Regions from separate parts of the Homo sapiens genome. Here regions 1 and 2 are each linked to region 3. A link is a loop called in an ENCODE intact Hi-C map of the cell type or tissue named here. Cell type or tissue: mammary epithelial cell. All regions are shown on one strand. Region 1 has its middle 68 kb from the start of BMAL1. Region 2 has its middle 28 kb from the start of BMAL1. Region 3 overlaps BMAL1 (basic helix-loop-helix ARNT like 1).

Region 1 (8,000 bases), 120 kb before region 3:
GATGTAGACCACTAACAGGCCTGACCCGTGAAATCTCCCCAGTGTGATACTTGCTCTTTCCCCATCTGCATGGAGAAGATCCCTCTGACCCAGAGCAGGGGGATGTCTCGGTATGAAATAGCCTGAATGAAGGTCCCTTGCCCCATCTATCCCTATGCAAGAAATAAATTTATTCCTTGTAGTTAAAGCTTGGGGCTATTTGCTGCCATCGTTAGCCTCTTCTGACTAATTCAGAGACTATGGTTATCTCTGTGTCATTCTGATGTGTGTCTTTCTCCCTGATCTCTTAGTACCATGTCTCCCCACACAGCTATCTGGTGGCCCCAAGTCTCCCATATCTAAGTGAGCCTGACTTTTGGAAGAACCCCAGAATCTCTGCTTACTTCCTTTTTCCTTCTATCCCATTCTAGTAACTAATCAAGCATAAAACCAGAGCGGTTAGGTGAGATGAGAATGGAAGCGCATTCCAGAAGTGTTGGTTAGGCTTCCTGAACTAGAAATTCTACTCATGGGAATTTATCCTGAGGAGATTAATCAACATAAACAAAAAGATGTTCCTCGAAGTATTAAGCACACTAACAAAATAATTAGAACCTGCCTAAATATTCAGTTGTGGGCCGAAAGGTTAGTAAATTATGATCAATTCACTCACCTAAATATTATGAAGTAATTAAATATGACAACTAGAAAGCCTACAAGATGGAAAAATTTATTAACGTATTATTAAGTGTAAAAAGCCAGAATATAAAAATGTGTTTTCACAATAGTAAGCAATATGTAAAATGATGCATGCAGCCTGGCCCTGCTAGGGTAAATTTATTCAGAGAGGCATCCAAATGGTCAGACCAGCAGCCACTCACAAGCACCTGGGCATCTCAGTCTTCAGGGACAGTTCATTGTGGATTGGTTTATAATTATTCCTGGAATTGCATCTACATTGCAGACAGTTTCATTCCAAAGAAGAGCCTGGGCCAGCAACGAGAACTCTGTGGAGTAGTAGCTGTCTGATTCTCTGTCCCAGGAGAAACAATGAAAGGCACCTTGGCACACTCCCACTAATCAGAGGTGGGGAAACACAAAGTCACATCCCCACCTCAGACACAGCTGGAACCCCAACATACTTGGATGGCCTAGGTCTTTACCTCCTAGGCCACGTGGTCAGCTGGAAGTGGCACTGCTCTGCCTCACTTGCAAATGACGAGGCCTCTCCCGCATCAAAAGTGTACTCGCTCGGGAGGCTGAGGTGGGAGGATGGTTTGAGCCCAGGAGGTTAAGGCTGTAGTAAGTTGTGATCACCCCATCCTGAGTGACAGAGAGAGACCCTATCTCTAAAGGACAAAGAATTAAACAAACAAAAACCAAAAAAAAAGTCTAGTAGCTGAGCCATGTCCTCAGGACACACCTAGGAGAAGGAATAAAGGAATCAGTGCGTTTGCAATGGAGACAGCTCCTCCTGGCTGCCTTGGGGTGAGATTCGTATTCTAATGGGTGCAAATCTAGAATTAAGTTCTATGCCTGATGAGAGGGTTGCACAAAAGACCAGAACAAGTGAAATATTTACCCTGTAGCATCGAGGATCATTGGAACATCTTTGCAAGGGATGTAAAAGGTAAGGGTTTGGAGTTTCAGGTGTGACAGGAAGAAAGAAGATGAAGCCCAGGGTAAGAATGCAGGGGAGGAGGGGCCGGGTAGGAGCAGAGACAGCAAACCTGAGGAGCAGGAGGAAAGTAGTGAGCACTGCAAGAATGGGAGGGAGCAGGGGGTGCTTTTAGAAGGAGTGAGTTATGCAGCACAGGGCCAGGCCTGTGGGTGCAGGCGCTTGCTCCTCCAGCCTTGTCCCCCACCCAGATCTGAAGGCTCCGTGCTCTCTCCCGCTTCCCCACCATTTTCTCTGCCCAAGTGCCTTCTGCCTGCTGATTGCCCTTATCTTTTTAGACTTAGCCCAGCTGATACCAGCTCTGTGAAGTGTTTCCCGATATTCCTCTCTCTCCCGACTTCCCTCTCTCCCCGAGTTAAGGACTTCCTGCTCTAGTGTCCCCGCAACGCCATCCACAGACCTCACCACAGCAGCTATCGCATTGCTGTAATTATTTCAAATTCCTCTTCCCCTACTAAACTGTGAACTCCCTGGGCAGGGGCCATGTTCTATTCATCTTTTCACCCCTTGCATGGGGCCTGACAAATAAGAAGTGTTCAAAAAGTCAACTGAATGAATTGAAAAAAAAAAAAACAAAACATTTCCTTGGATTCAGCTGAAAAGGCAATTGCAGTAATTTGAATTGTGCAATTTCCATTGTGTCGCCTTTGAAAAACAGTTTCACTTTTCCTCCTACTACCGATGACTCATTCCTGGGGCAGATAACACACATTTCTGAGGTGCAGAACTTCACTACATCAAATCTTTTGAAAATCTGTTTTTGAGTGTTCTTGTCTAAAGAGAAAAACATGATGAGCTTTCGTAATCCCTCAACTCAGCACTGAGTGATGGAATACTAAAGATGTTTTGGAAACCCTTTGATTACTGCAAAGCATACAAAGAAGAACGGGTGGGTGAATGATAAAAATAAAACGCTAGCATTGGCTACATGCACTGATCGCTTAACAAATGGTAGTTAATGTCAGGCATTTGGCTAAGTGATTAGCCCCATTTTCTCACTCAATACACAGAACACCTTACGAGGTCACCCTGATTGTCCCCACTCAGACAGGGAAATTGAGAATCAGAAAATGTTGGTAAATTTCTGTAAGCGGCAAAACCAGCATTTGAACCCAGACCTGTCTGATTCCAGAATGGTGCTGTTAACAACGAGGCCCCTATTTCTTCTAGACTGAGAAGGCACACACTGAAGTTGGATGCTGATTTTTGACAAGCCAGTGTCTAGGCAGGGACCCCACACAGCACCCCCATCCAGGCATTTCTGGGCAAACATGGTTTCAAATGGGCAAAGTGAAGATGAACATCCGCCCTCACATGAAACCTACATGATAATCAGCTGGCTTCTTCCAACTGCCCCTCTCTGCACCAAGTGCAGCCCTGGTGGCCTTATCTCCTGTCCACCCACACATAAGGGCAAAACAAAACCTTTTCTGCTAGGAGCAAAGATTCTAGCTCACTGCTTAATTACAACTTATTGCTCCTTGTCCCAGCAGTACCATGGCAACAAGTAGCATTGGCACAAGAATCAAAAGGGAGAAGTGTTGCCTAGCAACATAGTAGAAAAAGCTTTAGGATTCTGAAGGCCCGAGTTCTAGTTCTGGTTCTGACTCCCTGGGGCACTGTGGATAAGACCCAACTCCTCTGATCCTCCGTTTTTTGTCATCTGTAAAATGGGGGCAACTCATTCCATACATGTAGGATTGCTGTCAGGATCATTATTTTCGGGAGAGGAAAATTATGCCATGGATTAAGGCAGAAAGGGGAAAATGTGAAAGACTTACTAGGCCATGACATACTTTAGCCACTCCATGAAGAGTATACATTGGTAAAGCCTTTTTGGAGGTCATTAAGTAATAGCAGTCAATATTTAAATGTAGGTACCCTTTAACTCAGCAACTTCCTCTCTAGACATTGGTTCACGAAGATACACATAGGAGGTGAAAAACTGGAAACTACCTAAACGGTCTATTAAAGAGGGACTATAATAGATCAACACAATAGAACACTACAGAAGTTTTAAAAAATGAAGGAGCTTTTCTTTACTGACACGGAGAGACTTCTAACATACAATGTTTAGTGAAATGAAGGCAAGTCACAGACACACACACACACACACACACACACACACTCATCCATTCACAAATATACACAGGAAAATGCATGTCAGAAAGCCTGGAAGGACCTATGAGAAAATGTTAACAGTGGTTACCAAATTACTTCTCACTACTCCCCAAATAGGCTGTTTCCCCGCTACTTTTGCAAATGCCATTCCACCTCCCTAAAACGCCAGTCCTCCTTTCCACCTTCTGAACCCCAGCCCATCCCTCAGAGAGTAGGTAAGCAGCATCTCCTCTCCAAAGCTCTGCTGGTTCCCATCAGTGGACTTTACATCTCCCTCTGTGTCTGTATTGTCCCTATCATAACATTGAATTTTAATTATTTGTTTATGTATCTACACTCCCCCTTCCCAGTAGTCTATGAGCTCCTTGGGGAGCAGAATCACGTCTCATTCATCTTTGTTCCAGCAGGGCCTACCCAAGGCCATTAGTGCATTGAATGGAAACAAGAGGTTAAAACATGGTCAGAAATGAGAACAGCATGTGGAAGCTGTGAGCCCCAGTTTTTTCCAAAGCACCCTCCCAGACCATGCTTTCACGTATATTCATAGCTCAGAAGGTGTGCTCCAAGGACAAGAGGAGGAGAAAGTCAGTTTACCTTGATTATCTCTGTAAAGAACAACAACAAAAAAAAGAAAACAAGAAAGTCAGAAAGCCATGGATAAGGAGTGAGCTGGGTAAAAATTGCTTGAAGCAAACAAACAAACAAAATCCCAAGAGGTGTGTATGCATGTCAGCAAGTCATCCACAATCTGGGCAGCAGGTGGCACAAGTAACCTAGATTTCTTAGGCCACTGCAGAAGGAAGCCGCAGAGGTAAGGATTTGGAGAAACTGGGAAGCTGGGAGCATCATCCCAAGCCACTCTTTTGCCTGCCTGATTGCAGTACAAGACATAAAGGCAGTCCTGTGAGGATTTCAAGTCCTAGACATCTGCCTTTCCAACCACCATCCTTCACCCTCTTAGTCCATCCTCCACCCTCTTCAGTCCATCCTTACTATGGCCAATTTTGTTATTTGCCAACCTGCCTTCCTTTTTGAGGAAAATGAGCATTTCCATTCATATCAGTGGCAGTGAATATTCATAAGACCTCTTCGAAGGGAAATGTAGCAGGGCTGATCAAAAGAACACTTACCCTGGAGGAGACAGATAATAATTCCTTAACAGATCTAACTGCAATCATGGATTGGATGTTCATCATTATTTGATTTTCCTCTTCTGGGGCAATGGATTCATAAATTATTTTAAGGGTATATGAGCAGATAAACAAGTTACCTTGACTACTGACTATAGTAAAGGTTGAATTTTGTATATTAATGTAGTTATTTTGATAAATTTGGTAGTAATTATTATAACTTTACATAATAAATTTATGGAAAATATAGACATACAATTGCATAAAGCTAGGTGGGCTAATTAAGTACCATCATATTGCTGGTGAGGGTGGCTGTTATTATTATTACACAAAATATATTTATTCTTTGAACAAATATTTATTAAATGCTACATATGCAAAAACTACTTATGAAATGACCATCAAGTGCCAGGTACTGTTTTTGGTGCTGGGAAAAAATAAATCAGTGACAAATTCTCTGCCCTTATGAAGCTTTCAATGTAACAAAGGAAATAAATACATATATATTATTGCCATATACATACACACATATATGGCAAGTGATTATAACTGCTATGAAAAAAGAATAAAAGATTATAAAAAAGAAAAAAGAAAACTATTAAAAAAAGAATGATGGAGGCTGTTATTTTTAATTGGGTGCTCAAGTACTAATTGTGCTACAGACTCAATGTTAATTCAAAATCATACATGATTCCTACCTCCCCAGGACTCTACTGTCAGTGAGAGAAAGAACCACTACTCAAATAATGACACTATAATATAATTCTCTATTGCTATTGGTGCCATGAAGAAGTACATGCATGGTGTTATGAAACTTCATAAAAGATAAATGTGACCTGACTTTTTTAGGGAAATCAGGAAAGATTTCCCTAATAAAGTAATGCTTGCAATGATATATGAGGCATAAGTAGAAGTTGACTAAACCAGGGGTATGAAGAATATTCCAGGTAGAAGGAAGTGCTCTGCAAAGGCCCTGTGGCAAGGGGAAAATAGGGGAGTATGAAGAAGGGATAGAAGGCTGGAGTGACTAGAGAAGAGAGAATGACATGGGCGGAAAGGCGAGAGGAAACCTATAGGCAATAGTAAAGGTTTTGTCATTGTCCTAAAAGAAATGAAGAGTCATCATGGGTTTTAAGCAGAGGATGACATAATTAGATAGCTACTTCAAAAAGATGACCACAGGTGCTCTCTCGAGACTGGACTGAAGGGACTCAGATTAGATACAGGATGGCCCAGTTGAGAAGTGATAGCAATAGTCCTTGAAAATAATAATGTTGACTTGGACGAAGGCTTCTACTTGTTGGAGATCAAGAGAAATCAAGAAAAACAGTGAACTTGAGAAACTTTTAGGAGGGAAAAGAAACAGCCCTTGGTGGTAAATTGAAGACAGGATGTACAAAAAAGGAGATACCAGCAATGGCTCTTAGGTTTCTGGCTTGTGCACCTGGATGCACGGTGGTACCACCCTCTAAGACAGAGAACTCTGAAAGAGGAGGAGGTATGTGGTAAAAGATTATGGGTTTGGTTCGGGGTCTGTTGAGTTTGAGCTGCCTTTGGGATTTCCAAATGAAAATATCAAATCAAAAACTGGATCTGCACACCTGGAACTCAGAGAAGAGGTTGAGTCTGGAAATACAATCATCTAGGTCCTCTACAGATATCTGAAGCTGTGGGTGAGGATGTGATCACCTAGGAATAGATTACAGAGTAAGAAAAGGGAGGGACACCAGTATTTGATGATGAGAATGGGACGTGTAAGCCTGCAAAGGATACAGGAAAACTAGGGAAGACACCAGGAGAACATTTCATTTTTAAAGCCGAGGGAAGAACGTTTCCAGTAGGAGTAAATGATCAACACTGGCAGTCTCTGCTGAGAAGGCGAGGAATATGAGGCCAGAAAAATGTCCCTTAAATTTCATGACATGGAGGTCATCAGTGACGTGACCTGGAGCTGTTTTGGTGACTGTGGGACCAGCAGCCTGCACAAAATTGCTGAGGGGAGAGGGAGAGAGGACGAAAAATAGAGACAGTAAGGAGAGACAGCTTTTTGGAGGAGCTTCACAGGGAAGGAAATGGAAGAAACAGATGCAAAGGAAGACCATAAGAGAGGTGCTCCAGTCTTCCGTGGCATAAAGGTGGTGGTGGGCAGGAAGATGATGGCAACATGGAGGACAAGAGAGCAAAACAGCATGATCCTCAGTGGTTACAGAAACAATGTTGTGGATACAGCACTTGGGAACCAGGCGGACAGTGACAACACCTTCCAATCTATGGCTGTAGAGGGCAGAGGGATGCATGGTGTCTTTAGGGCAAGCCAGCCTGTTGTATCAGGAAGGAGCAGAGAAAAAGTTGAAGATCTAGGGGTGGTTTGGTGGTTATGGAACAAGCAATTCCAGAGGGCTCAGTCATAAGAGCTTTGTAGGTCAGGGGCTAGGGCAAAGGCAGGGCACGGTGGCTCAAACCTGTAAACCCAGCACTTTGGGAGGCCAAGGGGAGCAGATAACAAGGTCAAGAGATCAAGACCATCCTGGCTAACATGGTGAAACCCCGTCTCTACTAAGAATACAAAAATTAGCTGGGGGTGGTGTCATGTGCCTGTAATCCCAGCTACTTGGGAGGCTGAGGCAGAAGAATCACTTGAACCTGGGAGGCGGAGGTTGCAGTGAGCCGAGATTGCGCCACTGCACTCCAGCCTGGTGACAGAGCAAGTCTCAAAAATAAATAAATAAATAAGAAAATAAGAAAAAAATTTTTAAAAAGGATGCATCATTAGGGAAGGGATAGCTGAGAGGATTTAGGCTTGGGTTTTTGGCAGATTAAAACAGGGACGGCCAGCATTGAAGATTTTGTATCAACTGTCTCTTCAAGGAGGGTGTGTGCACAGGTCTACTGGCTGCAGATGGGGTGGTCTCTTACTCTAGGAAGCTCTAGGAACATCAAAGCTAGACAGATTGAAAACAGCGTTAGGACTGCTGACCACATACACAGCCCAGGTGACGGTAGACTCAAGAAGCTGAGTCTATAATAACATGGAGATAATGCTCAAACCGTGAAATTTAAAAAACCTTACCACAATCCTACTATCTTACAAG
Region 2 (8,000 bases), 85 kb before region 3:
GGAGCAGGACACTCCTCTGAGGGGGACTGAGAGTCGGGGAGCAGCCAGGGTCCTTCTCTCCTTCTGGGGACTCTGAAGACTCCATAAAGTATGGATGGGGGCTTGTTGCTGCCATAGTGGCCAAACTATTAGGAGGCTCTTAGAATGGTCCATAAGAGGAACAAACAGTGGTATGGATTCAGGAGGGAAAAGCGAGCGTTTTAGAATGTCTTAATGAGATGTGGCAGTTTTGACATCACAAAGTTTTGACATATTTTATTTTGGTAATGGTGTTGCTGTTTAACCTCATTGATACGGTTTGCTGTTGTTTTGTTGTTTGCTTTTCTTGGTTAATTCTCTAAATTCCCTTAACTTGAGGTAAGATTTTTAGATTAATCAAATAGTGGAATTAACTTAACCCTCTGGTTATATTTCCAAAAGTTCAGTCAGTACTAAGAAGCCAGGACTGCCTTCTTTTTTATCACCTGTCAGCTACTTGTTTTTAAAATTTATAAATTAAGTAGAGATGGGGTCTCACTGTGCTGATGAGGCTGATCTCGAATTCCTGGCCTCAAGCAGCTCTCCTGCTTTGGCCTCCCAAAGTGTTGGGATGACAGGCATGAGCCCCAGCACTCGGTCCAACTATTCCTTTTCATTTATCTTTTCTTGAACTCTTTCTCAGAACGACAAGAGTTCAGGATCTCTGGTCCTAGATTCAAAATGCTGTGCTGAAATTCTAGAAAATAGAGCTTGATAAAGTGTAGCATGGTTCAGTAATTCTCCAGCAGGAATCTCCCCTGAGCCATGTTCTCTGTTCTACTCATTATCTTCCACAAAGTTCAGGGATGTGTCTAACTGGCCAATGGGAAGCCGCAGCTATGTGCATGCACTAGGAAGAGACGGGATCACTGTTCCTTCAAGATCTGATCATACAAAATCACACAGATGGGAAGGTGAACAACTATATCCCCAACACCCACCCAGCCCATTTAATGATTGGCACTCAGTAAATGTTTGCTAAATGAGTGAACAAACGAAAAAATGAAATGGAAAACAAGAGATCAAGTACACATGGCCAAATAAACTTGAACTTGCTTCAACTGTGTCCCTTCAGACTGGTCTCTTCACGTTGGAGAAACTGAGGCAGCTAAGCTGGCTCATTCATTGTCCAGTCTTCTTAGAGAAGGATATTGGTTCTGTTAATGAAGATGTAAACTCCTGAAATTGAAGCTATTAGAACTCAGCATTTACATATTGAGACCAGCAAAGCAACTCACTCCCAGAGTTGAGTCTTCTATCTGCCTCCAGTCCCCCCAGCCCCACCCCTCCAAGGGCAATCCACTGGAGTTATTGTTCTAAAATAGAAATCTGATTGAAACTCTGCCCAACTGGAAACAAAGGGGGAGTTAGCATTCACCAAGAGCTATGATGTGCCATGGCTATGTTAGGAGTTTATACCTTACCTTGTTTCATCCAAATAACACCTCTGTATGTGAGGTGGACATGATGACCCCATCTTATAGACACAGGCACTGAGACTCAGAGAAGCAAAGTCACTTGTCCTCAGCCACACAGCCAGTAAGTAATGGAACTCAGATTCAAAACCAGGTTTGACTCACTCTAAACCCCCGGAGTTGTTTCTCCTCAGATTGCACTGCCAGAAATCCTTGTCATTACACCACAATGTCCAGAAGCCTTTGTGGGGCTACAGGCCCTTTGTGAGCTGAATCCAACCCATATTTCCAGCCTTATCTCCCTCATGCCATGCTCCTCTCCCTGGGCTCCTGCCACCATCAGTCACAAAGAATTTCAGGAGTGCCATGTTCTCCCAGGTCACAAAAATTTGTAGTATTGTTGTTCTCTCCTGTCTATATACCCGCCCCCTTTCTCCACCTGGCAGACTTCTATTCATCCATCAAGATCCAGCTCAAATATCCCCTCCCTAAGTTTCTCTGATCACTCGCCACCAAGTAGGCAGTTAGTGGCCCCTACCCAAGTCTCCCAGTGCCCTTTGTACCTACTGCCATCACATATAATCCAAGCAGTTCTCTGGTCTCTTCCTGTCTGACATCCTTTTGGCCACAATTTCATGTTTAAGAATCCACTGCAGGCAGATTCTGAGTGCTGCCAGCCCTCTAGCCTTTCTAATTGCTAGGCAGATGCCACCCCCTCTGTGGAAAACACTCACAGTGTTCCCTGCAACGAATTCAGGCAATTGTTTTAAGATGAAATCCTTCCTGGGTGGAATTAACCATCAGGTGAGCTGCGGTTCTATTCTCAGTGCAGTCTGTGAGTGTGTGGTGGCTTTTCTGGTTTTGTGCAAGGCACTATATTCATGGTTTTTTTAAATTATGACTAAGCAGACTCTATGAAATGTATGGGCCATGGAACCTTGACATTAAATAGCCTCACACTATCCCTGCTCGTCCCACTCCTGTTCTATGAATAGTAGACCATACAGACAGCAGGACGAATGAATCAAAAATGACAGCACTTCACCAGGAGACTGAAGCTCAGGATTATGGAACAGCTGGCTGGGGGATTGTGATCTACACACAAGCTACTGCATCATCCATTTTCTGCTGATCTTGTCCTTTTAGCTAGAATATGTGCTACTGTCTACACATCTGATTGAGCTGGTAATAAACATGATAACTACGATTACTAATCTAATAATAAGCAGTTATTAATTGCTTACGGTGTCCCAGCAATTTTCTTATGCCTTCTCATACTATTATCATCATGAGCTTGCAAATATAATGAATTTGTCATTAAAAAACAGGCTCTGGAGTCAGAAAGATATGGATTTAAATCTTGACCTTCTAATTCCTAGCTGTGTGACCCTGGACAAGTCATTCAATGTCTCTAAACCATGTAATTCCATGAGTATGAAATGAGGATAATAAATGTGGTCATGCGGTATAACAACATGTCAGTCAATGAGGAACCAAATATACAACAGTGATCCATGAGCTTATAATGGAGCTGAAAATATATATGTTTTATCTGTATGTATGTTATTTATATAATATGTACATTTTCCATACATATGTTTATATCTGTATAATGTCACACTTAGTGACATCTTGACATTCTGACTCTGTGTAGTCCTATGCAAATGTGTGTATGTTTGTGTCTTAGTTTTTAATAAAAAAGTTTAGAAAGTAAAAAAGAAAAAATTAAAAGTGGAAAAACCTTATAAAATAAAGATATGAAGAAAGAAAATATTTGTACAGCTGTACAATGTGTTTGTGGTTTAAGCTAAGTGCCATTTTTAAAAGTCAAAACGTTTTAAAATTTAAAAAGTTTATAAAGTAAAAAAGTTACAGTAAGAAAGACTAATTTATTATTGAAGAAAGAAAAATATTTCCCTATAAATTTGTTGTAGCCTAAGTGTCCAGTGTTTATAAGGCCTACAGTAGTGTACAGTAATGTCCTAGGCCTTCACACTCACTCACCACTCACCCAGAACAACTTCCAGTCCTGCAGCCTCCATTTGTGGCAAGTGCCCTATATATGTGTATCATTTTTTATCTTTTATGCCATATTTATACTAAGCATTTTCTATGTTTAGTTACACAGAAACTTACCATTGTGTTACAATTGCCTATAGAATTCAGTATAGTAACATGCTGTACAGGTGTGTAGCCTGGGAGCGATAGGCTATTCCACATAGCCCAGGTATGTAGTAGGCTATCACCATGTAGGTTTATTTAAGTACATTCTATGATGTTCATATAATGACAAAATTGCCTAACTATTCTCAGTTACACATCCCTGTCATTAAACAACACGAGTGTACATTCATCACAGTGCAGAAGAACCTAGTAAATGTTTATCATGTTACTATCAGACACCCTTATCATGCAGGATAAAGAAATTGATTCAGAGAGGTTAAGTGGCATGCCTGTGGCTACAAACTAGTAAGTGGCAAAGCTGGGATTTGAGCCCAGGTCTGTCTCTTTACAATAGCATCCTTTCCAGTACAGCAAAGCAATATTGAACAGTCGTTAAGAGTACAGCTGTTTGGGCTCAAATTCTGGCTCTTCCACTCTCAGCTTTGTGATCTTAGGCAAGTTACTTACCTACTTCTTTGTGTCTCAGTCTCTCCATTTGAAAAATGGGTTTTATAGGTTTGTTGTGACAATTAAATGTGTTGATATCTGTACAGCTCTTAGAATAGTGCCTGAAATACAGCAAATGCTATACAAGTGTTTGCTATTAAAATTGACTTTCTTAGTTTTCCAAACATTGGATCTGATTGGACCTTATCACAGTGGTTAGGGTGAATGTTGGTAGAAACTTGGGCAGTTGCTCTGGATGGTTCAGTTCTTTCACTTTTCTAAGATATTTCTCAGGTCCCTAAATCTCCAGGATAATCACCAGTTTCTTCAATTTTTCCTAGTAACACTGTTTTAAAAACTGTTCCCTCCACTAACCATGCTCTAGTTGCCTCATCAACTAGAGAAGGGTTTCTCATGCTTGGCACTATTGACATTTGACCTAAGTAATTCTTTGTCATGGGGAGTGGGGGCTGCCCTGCATACTATAGAATGTTTAGCAAAACCTTTGCATTCTGCCCACTAGATGCCAGTAGCACTCGCTCCAATTGTGACTACCAGAAATGTCTCCAGACATTGCCAATGTCCTGAGGGTCAAAAACACCCCCAGTTGTGAACCATAAGGTGGAGAGCATGGCCACCAAAACTGAAAAAATTCTCCAGATATAGTCTGGGATCTGGATGTGCAACACTGAACGTCTTTTAAGGCAGCTGAAGATTAGCATAGCTCCTTTGACACTGAAGCATCTCCATTCTCCCATTGAACTTGCTGAATGCTAAGACTCCTATGTCTTTTTCACACGAACTGCTACCTGTGTAGATAGATTTCTGGCCTTAAGTGCATCTCTCCCCCAGAAATCTCAACGTGTTAGAGACTGCTTAATAGCCCAGCCAGTACACAATTACTGGGTAATCTTCTCTAAATGCCACCTTCCCTTAGCTCAGAAGCAGGCCCCATTGTCTATTCTTCCATTTCCACCCCTCTATAAGGCCTAATTCAAGTGCCATAGCCTTTAGGAAGTTCTTTCTGATGCTCTGTTAAAATTCTTGTTCTTCGGCTGTCTCTACTGTGCTTTGTTTGAATTCTATGGGCTATTTCTTCCAAAGGACTGTTAGCTCTTTGAGAGCAAGAGCTTTCTCAGGGAATACTACAGTTCCAGCCATCTGCTTAGTGCAAAATCTTTCCCAATGAACGTTCTTTGAATAGAGTTATGTCCTGACCCTACTCATAAATATTACAATATCTTCTTGTGTCCTGGAATATCAACACTCAACCATTCTACTTGGCATTCAATACCTTCCACACACTGTCTCCACTTACCCAGTAAACTAGTCCCTAAACACATCTTCCAACTGGCCAGATCAGTCTGTTGTCATCGAGGAACAGGTTTACTCTTTTTAGCCCACAAAAACTGTTGTCTTAACCCAAAACACCTGCCTCATCTTCGAGCCCTAGTCATCTTCTCAGGCATAGCTCAGTTCATGTTTAGCTGTTTTAGATCCACTTTTGATGAGATAGTAGATAAAATGCAAATGCTATCTTTAAGCACGGCCTTTCCTTTGTTCTCAAAGGCAGACAAGAGGAACGATTGGTATAATCTAACCAGATAGGCATGGGCTCAAATCCCACTTCTGTAGATTTCATAGCACTGTGACTTTGAGAAAATAACTTCACCTTACCACCTCGTTTCCATATCTATACATAAGTATTGTTTGGTCCATTTTGTGATGCTATAACATAGTGCTACAGACCGGGGTGATTTATAGTGAACATAAATATATTTCTCATAGTTCTGGAGGCTGGGAAGTTCAATATCAAGGTTCTGGCATCTGGCAAGGGCATTCTTGCTGCATTATCCCATAGCAGAAGAAGAGAGGGTGAGAGAGAGCAAGAAAGAGAGCAAGAGAGGGCTGAGCTCAATGTTATAACAAATCCACTCCTTTAATAATTACATTAATCTATTCGTGAAGGTAGAAACCTCATGACCTAATCATCTCTTAAGGGTCCCACCTCTCAACACTGTTGTACTGGGGATTAAGTTTCCAACACACAAACTTTGGCCGACACATTTAAAATGTAGAAAGTATCATAGAGGTGCCTGTAGCATAGAGGAGTTGAGAAGAGTGAGATAATGCATGTAAAGTGTTCAGCCTAGAACTTGGAATGTGGTAACCATTCCAGAAACATTCACTATTAAAGCTCGTCCTTGACCAATCCACCTACTATTGATCTTCCTTCTGAATTCCTACAGTCCATAGACTATGTGCCACGTAATGTATTCCTCCATTATACTACTAGCATGGCTTTAGGACTTGGTTATGTCTCTTTAAATAGACTGTTAAAATCCTCTGAGGCTAGAAATTCATTCATTCAACAAATATCTGTTGTGTACTCACTACAAGCATCAGGCTAGGCACTGTGGATGGAAAGTGCACAAATATATCAACTTGGACCCTGACCTCTAGGAATTTACAATTTAGTGGGGAAGACAAGACATGTACAATAAAGAGCTATAATTTAGGTAGATAATGATTAATGTCACTAGGAAAGTATAAGAGGCCAAAGGTACGAAGAATCACTTTTGCCTGGGTGATCAAGAAAGACTCAGGAAATCCGAGCCTTACAGAGATGAGGGCTGGCAAGAGAAGGCTTTATGGGAAAATGGAATAGCTTGAGCAAAAGCATGGAGGTGAGGAGGCAAGAAGCTTATATGGTAAACTGAGTAGTTCAGTGTAACTTGAGCTTGGGGTATGCGAAAGACAGCAGTTGGAGAAGCAGTTAGTGGCAAGAAGGGACCTTAAATATAAGGCTAAAAGAGTTGTACTTAATGAAAATAAGGTAGGGAACAATGGGAGTCTTCATCAAGGAAATAGCCTGCTCAAATTTGTGCAACTGGAAGATAAATGTAGCAGGATGCAGGATGATCATTTATGAGGTCACACGAATAATTCATGTATGATATGCAGGGAGTTAACTCAGAGCAGCAGCTGTGAGAATGGGAAGGGAGGATGGAGTGGGCAAGACCCTGTGAATGTCGGGGAGACATAGATTACTATGTGGTCTTCACTTTGCCCCCTACAGTCTATTCTTCATACGGCAACCAGTGGGACCCTTTGAACTGCATATCAGATCATGTCTGTCCTAGTCGGTTTTCTGTTGCTTATAACAGAATATTGAAAACTGAGTACTTTATAAAGAAAAGGACTTTAGTTTTTACAGTTATGGTGGCTGAAATCCAAGGTCAAGGGTCCACATCTAGTGAAGGCCTTCTTGTTGGTGGGTGCAGGGCATCACAAGGTGAGGGGGCTGTGTGTGTCAGCTAAGACTCTCTTCTTCTTACAAAGCCATGAGTTCCATTCCCATGATAACCTATTAATCTATTAATCCTTTAATTCATTAATCCATGAATAGATTAATCCATTCATAAGGGCAGAGCTCTCATGGCCCAATCACTTCTTAAAAGCCCCACCTCTCAATTCTGCCACACTGGGGATTCAATTTCAACACAAGTTTTGAAGGAGACAAATATTCAAACCATAGGAATGTTGCTTCTCTGACTGAAACCCTCCAAAGGCTTCTCATCACACTTAGAATTAAATTCCAAACCCTTTTCCATACCTTACAGCACAATCCGGAGGTGCTGCTTCTCTGGCCTTGTCTCTTTACTGTCAACCTATCACTCGATGCATTCCCAAGCTACTAACCTCTTTGCTGTTTCTCAAGCATGCTCCCACTTCTGGGCCTTTGCATATGCCATTCCCTCTGCCTGGTATTCTCTTTCCCCAAATATCCACATGGTTTGATTCTTTATCCTGCTCAAAGGTATCTTCTCAAAAAGAACTTCCCTGATGAAAATAAGCAGCATCCCCACCCCATCACTTTCTATTTGCTTTTTATTTGTAGTATTTATTGATTACTAACTGGCATTATAATATACATTGATATTGATGTGTTTGGCC
Region 3 (8,000 bases):
ATGACTCCTGTTCTCCATTTAGATGTAGAGCGAAATTATTGGCAAGTGGGTGCTGATCAGAAAAAGTTCTTCCCTGTCTAAATTAGGAGATGGGAGGGATAAATATAGAATAGTATACTTATGTTCTCAAAAGGAGATAAAATCATTCTTCATTGTCCATTATACTTAGCTGCACAAACATCCATCCCATTGCACTAAATAGCCACTTTAGAGTTTTCACACATTGCAATGGCAGTTCTGTGCCACTCAAAGGCGCAGTATTGTGATATCTCGCTGAGCCTAAACCTGAGTGATTATTGCTCACGTAGTCATGAAGAGACATAAACCCAGTGCTTTTTTGCCTGTGTTGTCGTAGTGTACTAGAGCTACAAGGTGGGCCTTCAGAGAGACACTAGTTTTAAGTATATCTCATTGTAGGTGGGGAAGCAGAGGCCTAGGCAAGGGAGTGACTTGCCTAGGGTCCCATTAAGAGTCATGGCAGAGGTGGGCTGGGGCGGCAGTCTCTGTGCTTCTCTTGACAGTGCCCTGCTGTGCTCACTGGAGCTACTGTATTAAACAGATACCCTTCAGGGGTTCACAGTCTTAGAAGACACAGGCACGAAGATGGCCAAACAATCAGCCCATGCATAAGCAGACCAAGATATGTGTATATAACAGATTAGTTGAGTGGTAGAGAAAATGAGAGTGGGGAATTTTGGAATCTATTTGGATAGCAAAGCAAAGGTAACATCAGTTGCTCTCTGACCCACTTGGGAAAAGCTTATAGAGATGCTATGAAGTTTTCTAATGGAAAAAGGTGCAGTACATTTGCCATGTGTTAGTGGGAAGGTAAGTATGATGCAGTGGTGGGTGGTAGGAGGCAGTGAAGATAAGTATTGCAACTTTGGAGGAGCCCTGGGAATGGATTGTTGAGGTGATTTCATAGGAATACGAAAGGGAGCATAGGACCAGGGCACAGGCCAGAGACAGGCAATCCCAAGTTCCCTGGAGTACCCTGCCCTTTTCTGGGAAAGCAAGTGGGTGGCATGAGTGCTATGTTCCCAATGCTCTGGCCCCACCCCTGGTAGAAGAATAATAACTGATCATGGTGGGTTTTTTCTGAGCCTCTGTATCTTTGAGTAGCATTCTGGTAGCCAATATCAGTGGACTGGTGCCAGCCTGTGTGGTGAACCTCTATCTCTTTCTTGCCCTGGGCTGCATGTCAGGCACAGTGCCTAAGCCGGAGTGGGCTTTGGGGAGTTACTTCTCTTTCTGAGGCTGGAAGGGGCAGAGGGACGTAGGGAAAACTTTGCTAGGGAGGGCAAACTGTGAAAGCCTCTGGAGAAGTCACCTGTTGGGATACCAAAGGCCAGCGGTTTTAGAGGATGCGAAGAGGCCGGGCGGGGTTGGTCTGGGCCTAAACTAAGGCTGTAGCGGCTAGCATGGAGAGGAACAAGCGACGGGGAGTGATTACGGATGAGGAAGACGTACTAGGATTTGGCTACAGACAGACAACCAACCAGAGAGTAAAAGACAGTGACATGCTAGGATGTGAACCACCTACTACAGAGAAGGTCAGAGGTGGGGAGGGAGGAATCAGGGCTGTGGGCAGATCCAGCAGCTGGGATCCAAAGCTGAAGCCCTTGGGTTATTGAATCCATTCTTTCTGAGAAGAGATGGTTGATCTTCCTGCCCAGGGAGTTCCTAGCCAGACTGGACAGTGGTTCTCAAACATGGTGCCAGGTGTTGTCAGATAGCAAACAATTAGTTTGTACACAGAATGTCCCCAAGGTCACCTACACATATTTGTTTTTCCTAATCTTTGATACCTACAGCCACTTACCTGCTTTCGAGTTCTCAGAGTTGAGAACATATAAATTTGCAGTAACAAGTGCACAGGAAATACTTGGAAAATGGCTGATGAGCTTTAGTTTGGAAATTTCATTTTTTTCTTGGATCTGGATTATAATTTCAGTACAAGCTAGCAATTTTTCTTGTTGGTAAAATAGTTTCTAGTTTTAAAATTATTTCTGTAGTTAATAAAGTTAACACTATTTCATGATGGAGGCTGCCCCAGCTCTGAACCAATTTTCAAAAGGCAGATTCTCCTCTTTCTCTCTCTTATTTCTTGCTCTTGAACATTTCACTGTGTTCTAGCAACTTTTCCTGTGTGTGACTCGGCCAGGAGACTGACTTGAGTAAGATCCAGGTCAAGGGGTTGTGTGGGTGGGTCGGTGGTAAGGAGGTGCTGAAGAACACTAAAACCTTTGCCTGAGAGGAGTCTGGGAAGTAGCCTGCGAACTGGAATGACCCCAGGCTTCCTGTCACGGTCATAGCCCATGGAGTTGGCAGACTTGATCACTCTATATTGTGTGCCCCCAGGTAATGGCATTAGTCATCGATACTGTCTTTTTTTTTTTTTTTTCTTTGAGAGAGAGAGTCTCAGTCTGTCGCCCAGGCTGGAGTGCAGTGGCGTGATCTCAGCTCATTGCAGCCTCTGCCTGCTGGGTTCAAGTGATTCTCCTGCCTCAGTCTCCCAAGTAGCTGGGATTACAGGTACATGCCACCACACCCAGCTAATTTTTGGATTTTTAGTAGAGACGGGGTTTTGCCATGTTGGCCAGGCTGGTCTCGAACTCCTGACCTCGGGTGATCTGCTCACCTCGGCCTCCCAAAGTGCTGGGATTACAGGCGTGATCCACTGCGCCCGGCCAATACTGTCTTTAAATCGTCCAGAGTAAGAAAATGTTGATAGCTTGTTGTCACAGCCCTGTCATTTTACACATTCCCTGAATTATTGTCTGGCACCAGCAGGTGTTCCAGAAACACTTTTGGTTCTTTGAGCCATTACTGGTCATTCCTGTCACCACTGCCACCACCAGATGTGGTTCTGAGAGCATTAAGTAAAAGTTTTGAAGGTTGTGTATGTTAAGACTGGTGCAAAGTCCATCCTCCTTCCTTCGGGCTGATCAGCCACACCCTGGCTATCAGCACTTATTTACTCATTTTCAAAGTGACAGAATGGTCCAGTGGGCAGGGGCATAAGGGGTCACTTCCTCTAACCACCCGCCAGTGCAGGAGGATCCCATCTGCGCAGTGGCTGCCCATGACAGGCAGTTCCCTAGCCCCAGTCGGACATCTCCGCACCAGGCATCCTGCTCCTGCTTTATGGACATCTTTGGCTCTTAAAAATCCTCCTTTATTCTGACCGCAGATCTGCCTTTTGGCAGTGTTTCCTTAGTGACCTAGTTCTGCTTTTTGTGGCAACACAGAACAAAGGTCGGTAGGCATGGCACAATTCCAGCTTAGAAGTTTGAAGGTAGTGCTCATGGACCCACATCCTTTCCCTCTCCACCCACTCTATCTCCCTCCACAAGGTTTATGTTCTCCAGTGCCTTCAGCCATTCTTTCTATGGCATGGCAGTCAGTATTAATCCCAGTAAAGGTAACATGTATCCAGAGAGTGCTTGCCATGGGCCAGGCACTGTTCTAAGCTCCGTACGTGAATTGTCTTATTTATGACTCAAAATCACCATATGAGGTGAGCCCTGTCATCATCCTCATTTTACCAATGAGGCAACTAAGGAACGAGGGCTCACATCTTGTCCCGAGCCATGCAGTCAAGCAGCAGAGCAGAGATTTGGGGCTAGGCAGTGTGACTCCAGAGCCCGTGCTCTTAGTTGTGGTGCAAGACTATCTTACAGCCTTTCCTGCATAGTGCCAAAAATAAGCCCATGGTGCACTAGACTTGGGCTGGCCCTGCTTTAACTTATTTTGCAAGAAATCATTAGACAGGAGCCTTAGTTGAACCATTTTCTGTGAAACCTTCAGAGTTTGTTTTGACAGAACAGACTGCAGGGCAGAGGCATCTGCACTGTCCCCAACAAATGGGTTCATCCTGTAGCTCTGCCAGGCCCCACAGGGTTCATAAAATGGTAGCTTTAGATCAAGGTGACAAATACAGGGCTCTTGATGTTTTTTTTTTTTTTCCTGAACATGGTGCCTGAGCAATAGGTTTCTTGTTTAAAGTGCTTAGTCATGGTTTTATGGCCAGAAAGTAGAAGGAGAGAGGTACCTAAGAATTGCAAAACTGGGTCATCTCTTCAAGTGCCTAATCCAATATTCAGTCTCAGAGAACAACTCCAGCAGTTACGGGGGTGGAAGGATGTGATGACCACCTACCATCCAAAACTGGGATGTAGGTGCCAAATACACATTCTCCTGAAATGATCCCTGGTGCCTCTAGCCAGGCTCTTCCAGGAGTCTAGAGAAAGATGGCCCATGACTTCATCCAGAGTCTTTGCTTCCTGTGCTCTGGGATGCCTGGGCTTTTCTGGCCACAGCCATACACTGACAGGGCCAGAAGGGCTGAGATGCTGGGATTGAACCATCTTTCTCTTTGTGAGTTGCTTTCCAGATAGCACGCATTCCGGTCACTATTTTCCAGAGATTTAAGCAGCAAAGTGAGGGACCCTCGGGCATCGACTCAGAGACCTGGAGGGGAGCAGCTTGAAGCAATGTAAAAAGCACTGGATAAAATCTGGTTCTACCAAAAATAGGGCTATGAGAGTTACCTCACCTCCCTGAAAGGTAATATCTTTATCTGAAAAATGGGGATGATAATACTACTAACCTGGAAGATTGACAGGAGGATTAGATGAGATTCTGCATGGACATAACAGTCCTTGGCATGATGTCTAGCAGTGAAGAAACATAAATATGAGAATAATAACTTCCTTCTTCCTCCGCTGTCTATTCCTTCTCTTATTCTAGTCCTGTCTGCTGTTGGGTTTTGTCTGTTGTTTTGGGTAAATAGCTAACCTCTCTGCCTCTTTTTGTCTGTAGAAATGCTACTGGTTCTGAATGGGTACTTCGCGCCCCCTATAGGACATCGTGGGAATGTGTGTGGGTGATCTGGATGTCACAGTGACCCAGACGAGGCTTTTACTGGGGGAAGAGGGGAAGGCAGGGGTGCTAGATATAATGCTTGGGGAACAAAAGATTGCCCAACATCTGCATAGCTGCCTAATGCTCAGTGCATTCTTGTGGGCAAAACCCTGCTTAAAATTATCTGGGCCTAGAGTCTGACTCCAATTAACACATAAACACAAATAATTTTTGCATGTTTTTAATATATACTGAATTTTCTGCGAACACAGCTACCAAGTATATAAGATTTACCTATTTGTTATGAATAGGTGCAAGCATTTCATATATCTTTCATGATGTTTTCTGGTGTAGCGGTGCCCCAATACTTACATATTGATTTACATGTTGTCTTATTTTTAACTATATTTCCTTTCTTCTTTGTATTACAGTTAGGGCATTATATTGATTATTTTTGGAATTATAAGTGTTGTAAGGTTATATTACTTACAGATTTCAAGAGAGCTAAAGACATATTTAAAATATTTTTATTGCATTTTTGACAATATGAAAGAGCAAGAGAGAGAGAGTGTGTGTGCGTGCATGCATGCACATGCTTACAAATTAGCTAGAAAAATCCTAAGACAGACTTTAAATGAAAAGAAATGGTTTCATAGCTCCTAGAAATGTCCTTTTACATAAGGATATGTAGTAGAAGTCCAAATTTTTAACTGCATTCATTGTCAGAGAAATGAGGTGTTTTGATGTTTCCCCTGTCCCTTTTAGAAAGTATATGATCCTAAAAGAGCCTGAAACAGTTTCCATTGTCATATTTTTTCATTTTTGCAATCTCTATTTTTTTCACTCCTCCCACCTGTGCATATATATATTTAAAAGCGTCCCCATATAGACTTTTAAAGAAAGAAAAGCCAGCCAGGCTCCCCACTCTTTACTAAGTTTGTTTTGATTGTTTTGTGGCCTCTGCCTGCACCTCGGCCTGAGTCAGACTGACTCTGGGAGCTGTGGGCAGGTCCAAGGGAAAGTCAAGGAGGTAATGAGGCTTCTCGTGGGGGCAACTTGTAGGCCAAGTTGGGTGGGTTGAAGTCAGTCTACCAGAAGCTTCCTGCCTCAAGCCTGGGCCTCTACCTGTCCTGAAACCTGAGGGCTCTCCAGTTGGACCACGAGGGTCTGACATCCAGGAGGATCCCCAGGAGAGAGCAACCGTCACTAGGGAATATGCTGCCCAGCACTGACTGTACTGAGCAGCAGTGTTGTGTGCCTGTTGGGTTGATGCCATGGATAGCCAGGCGTTCAGAACTGAACACGACACCTAAAAGGCAAACACGAACTGTGAATGTGCCAGTGTCAGATGCTGCCTTGGTGGTCATGTGTGGGCTGGCAGTAAGCTTTTGGTCCCTTAACACTCGCTGTTGGAAATTTCCCAAGGCTTTCATCTAGGGTAGCTGGTGTGTGATTTCCCTGTCCTTTGTTACTCCTATCTGGAAACTAGTTGAAATCTTTTCTATGATATTGATATAGTTACAGAAAATCTGAATACTTACTACTAAGTTTTATAGTTCTGCTTAGTTCAAAGTAACACAACCTCATAAGAGAAAGTTTGAAACAGGTAGAGAAATTGAAAGATGAAAATCACTACCCATTATCTCAGCCCACAAAGATAGCTACTATCAGCATTTTGGTTTGTTTCCTTTCAGTCCTTTCTGTGTTTATGAAATTTTATTATATAAATAATTCATGTCCAATATAGAAAAAGATGGAAAATTGAGAAATTATAACGTTAAAACAAAACTGACCCATCTCACCAGTTGGAGATGTCTTAATATTCTGGTGAATTTTTTTTTGTCTTTTTTCTATAGACACATAAGAAGACTGGGAAATATTGTGTATATACGTTTGTACCCTTTTTCACCAATGTATATCAATGTATATCAGTTCACTAATGAATACTAATTAAATGAAAATTTATTAAATGTATATCTATTTATATCTATTGATATATTAACAGATGCCAGTGCATATCTATTAAAAGAGTACTATGTAAGAGATGATGTTCTTAAACATAAAATTTAATTTAGGCATGAAATTACTTTGTCAAAAGATATATCAGTTTATATTCAGATATACAGTGTACTGACCTGCCCATTTACCACATCTTCACTAATACTGGTATTATCTTTAAATAGAATCTTTGCTAATATGAGCAGTGAAAGTGGCATATTATCTATTAAATTTTGACGGTTATGAGATTGAGCATGTTTTTGTATACTTACTGGTCTTTGTGTTTCATCTTTTGGGGTTTCCTATTCATAGTCTCTGCTTAGTTTTCCACTGAGGTATTTGCCTTTTTATTGATTTATAAGAGATTTTGTTTTGTTTTAACTCAGAAAAGGTAGTATTGCTTCAGTTGTCACAGAGCTTTGGAGTCAGACAGAGCTGGGTTTGAACCCTGGCTTTCCTACTTGTGAGCTGAGGGATTTCAGGCAATTTATCTGACCCCTCTCACAATTAATTAGTTCTTCTTTGAGAACTAAACGAAACAACACTGACTAGCATGAAAAAAAAGCCTGGTGTGTGGTTTCTGCCAATAGTTTTTGTGTTGTTATTTTTGTTGTGATTCCTGCACTGAGTATTTTCTCAGAAAAATGACCTTGAGCTGTACGACTCATGCCTGTTCAGACCCACAGACACATGATACTCACTATATCCAAAGCTCAGAAAAATGAAACTGAAATCACTGAAGTTTGTGGGTTTTTTTTTTAAATTCTTCTTGCCAGAAGGAGACAAATGAAGGAAAAAAAACAAGCCGATTTCATTTTCATTAAGAGGAATTTGTAGAGTTATTTCTGGGGTCAGGCAGGATACATTCAGACGAACATTTTAGATCTAGGGCTGGGAAGATCCCGAGACTCGTTATAGATTACATCATCTTCCTCCAAGTGCACTTGCCAGGCAAATGGACAAGTGCATTTTAGAAAGGTTTTCAGTTGTTCACGTTTAAACAGAAAGGATCACCTGGCTAACTTTTAGTTAACCCATTGAACAGATGTGCCATTCCCCCAGCCCATTGGTTATTCATGTCCTTGTTACTGGTTTTTGATATCCTTGCCCCGTAGGTGGGAGGAGGGATGGGTATG

What was found. Peaks named below come from ENCODE experiments on the same cell type or tissue, not always from the same donor. Only the 100,000 strongest peaks of a DNase experiment are listed, where the experiment ranks them.
Region 1: a loop joins it to region 3, with 8 times the contacts of the local background. A loop is called at or near these places in 98 of 110 quality-filtered maps.
Region 2: it touches region 3 in a loop (9-fold over the local background); 20 of 110 quality-filtered maps call a loop at or near these places.

Annotation. Positions count from the first base shown.
Region 1 is chr11:13,205,998-13,213,997 of GRCh38, forward strand. No RefSeq gene overlaps it. Among named protein-coding and RNA genes, the nearest start is that of BMAL1, 68 kb to the right of the region's middle. RefSeq lists an enhancer at 1,251-1,808. In mammary epithelial cell, CTCF peaks have their summits at 1,445 and 4,531 (motif pointing right); DNase peaks (open chromatin) are centred at 2,334 and 4,544; H3K4me3 peaks cover 605 bases; H3K27ac peaks cover 1,407 bases.
Region 2 is chr11:13,245,641-13,253,640 of GRCh38, forward strand. No RefSeq gene overlaps it. Among named protein-coding and RNA genes, the nearest start is that of BMAL1, 28 kb to the right of the region's middle. In mammary epithelial cell, a CTCF peak has its summit at 4,564 (motif pointing right); no DNase peak of the experiment used is centred here.
Region 3 is chr11:13,330,575-13,338,574 of GRCh38, forward strand. The region is part of intron 3 of BMAL1 (basic helix-loop-helix ARNT like 1); the gene reads left to right. Among named protein-coding and RNA genes, the nearest start is that of BMAL1, 57 kb to the left of the region's middle. RefSeq lists a silencer at 3,088-3,382 and an enhancer at 7,690-7,859. In mammary epithelial cell, a CTCF peak has its summit at 4,868 (motif pointing left); DNase peaks (open chromatin) are centred at 2,297, 3,247, 4,857, 7,917 and 2 weaker places; H3K4me3 peaks cover 261 bases; H3K27ac peaks cover 6,562 bases.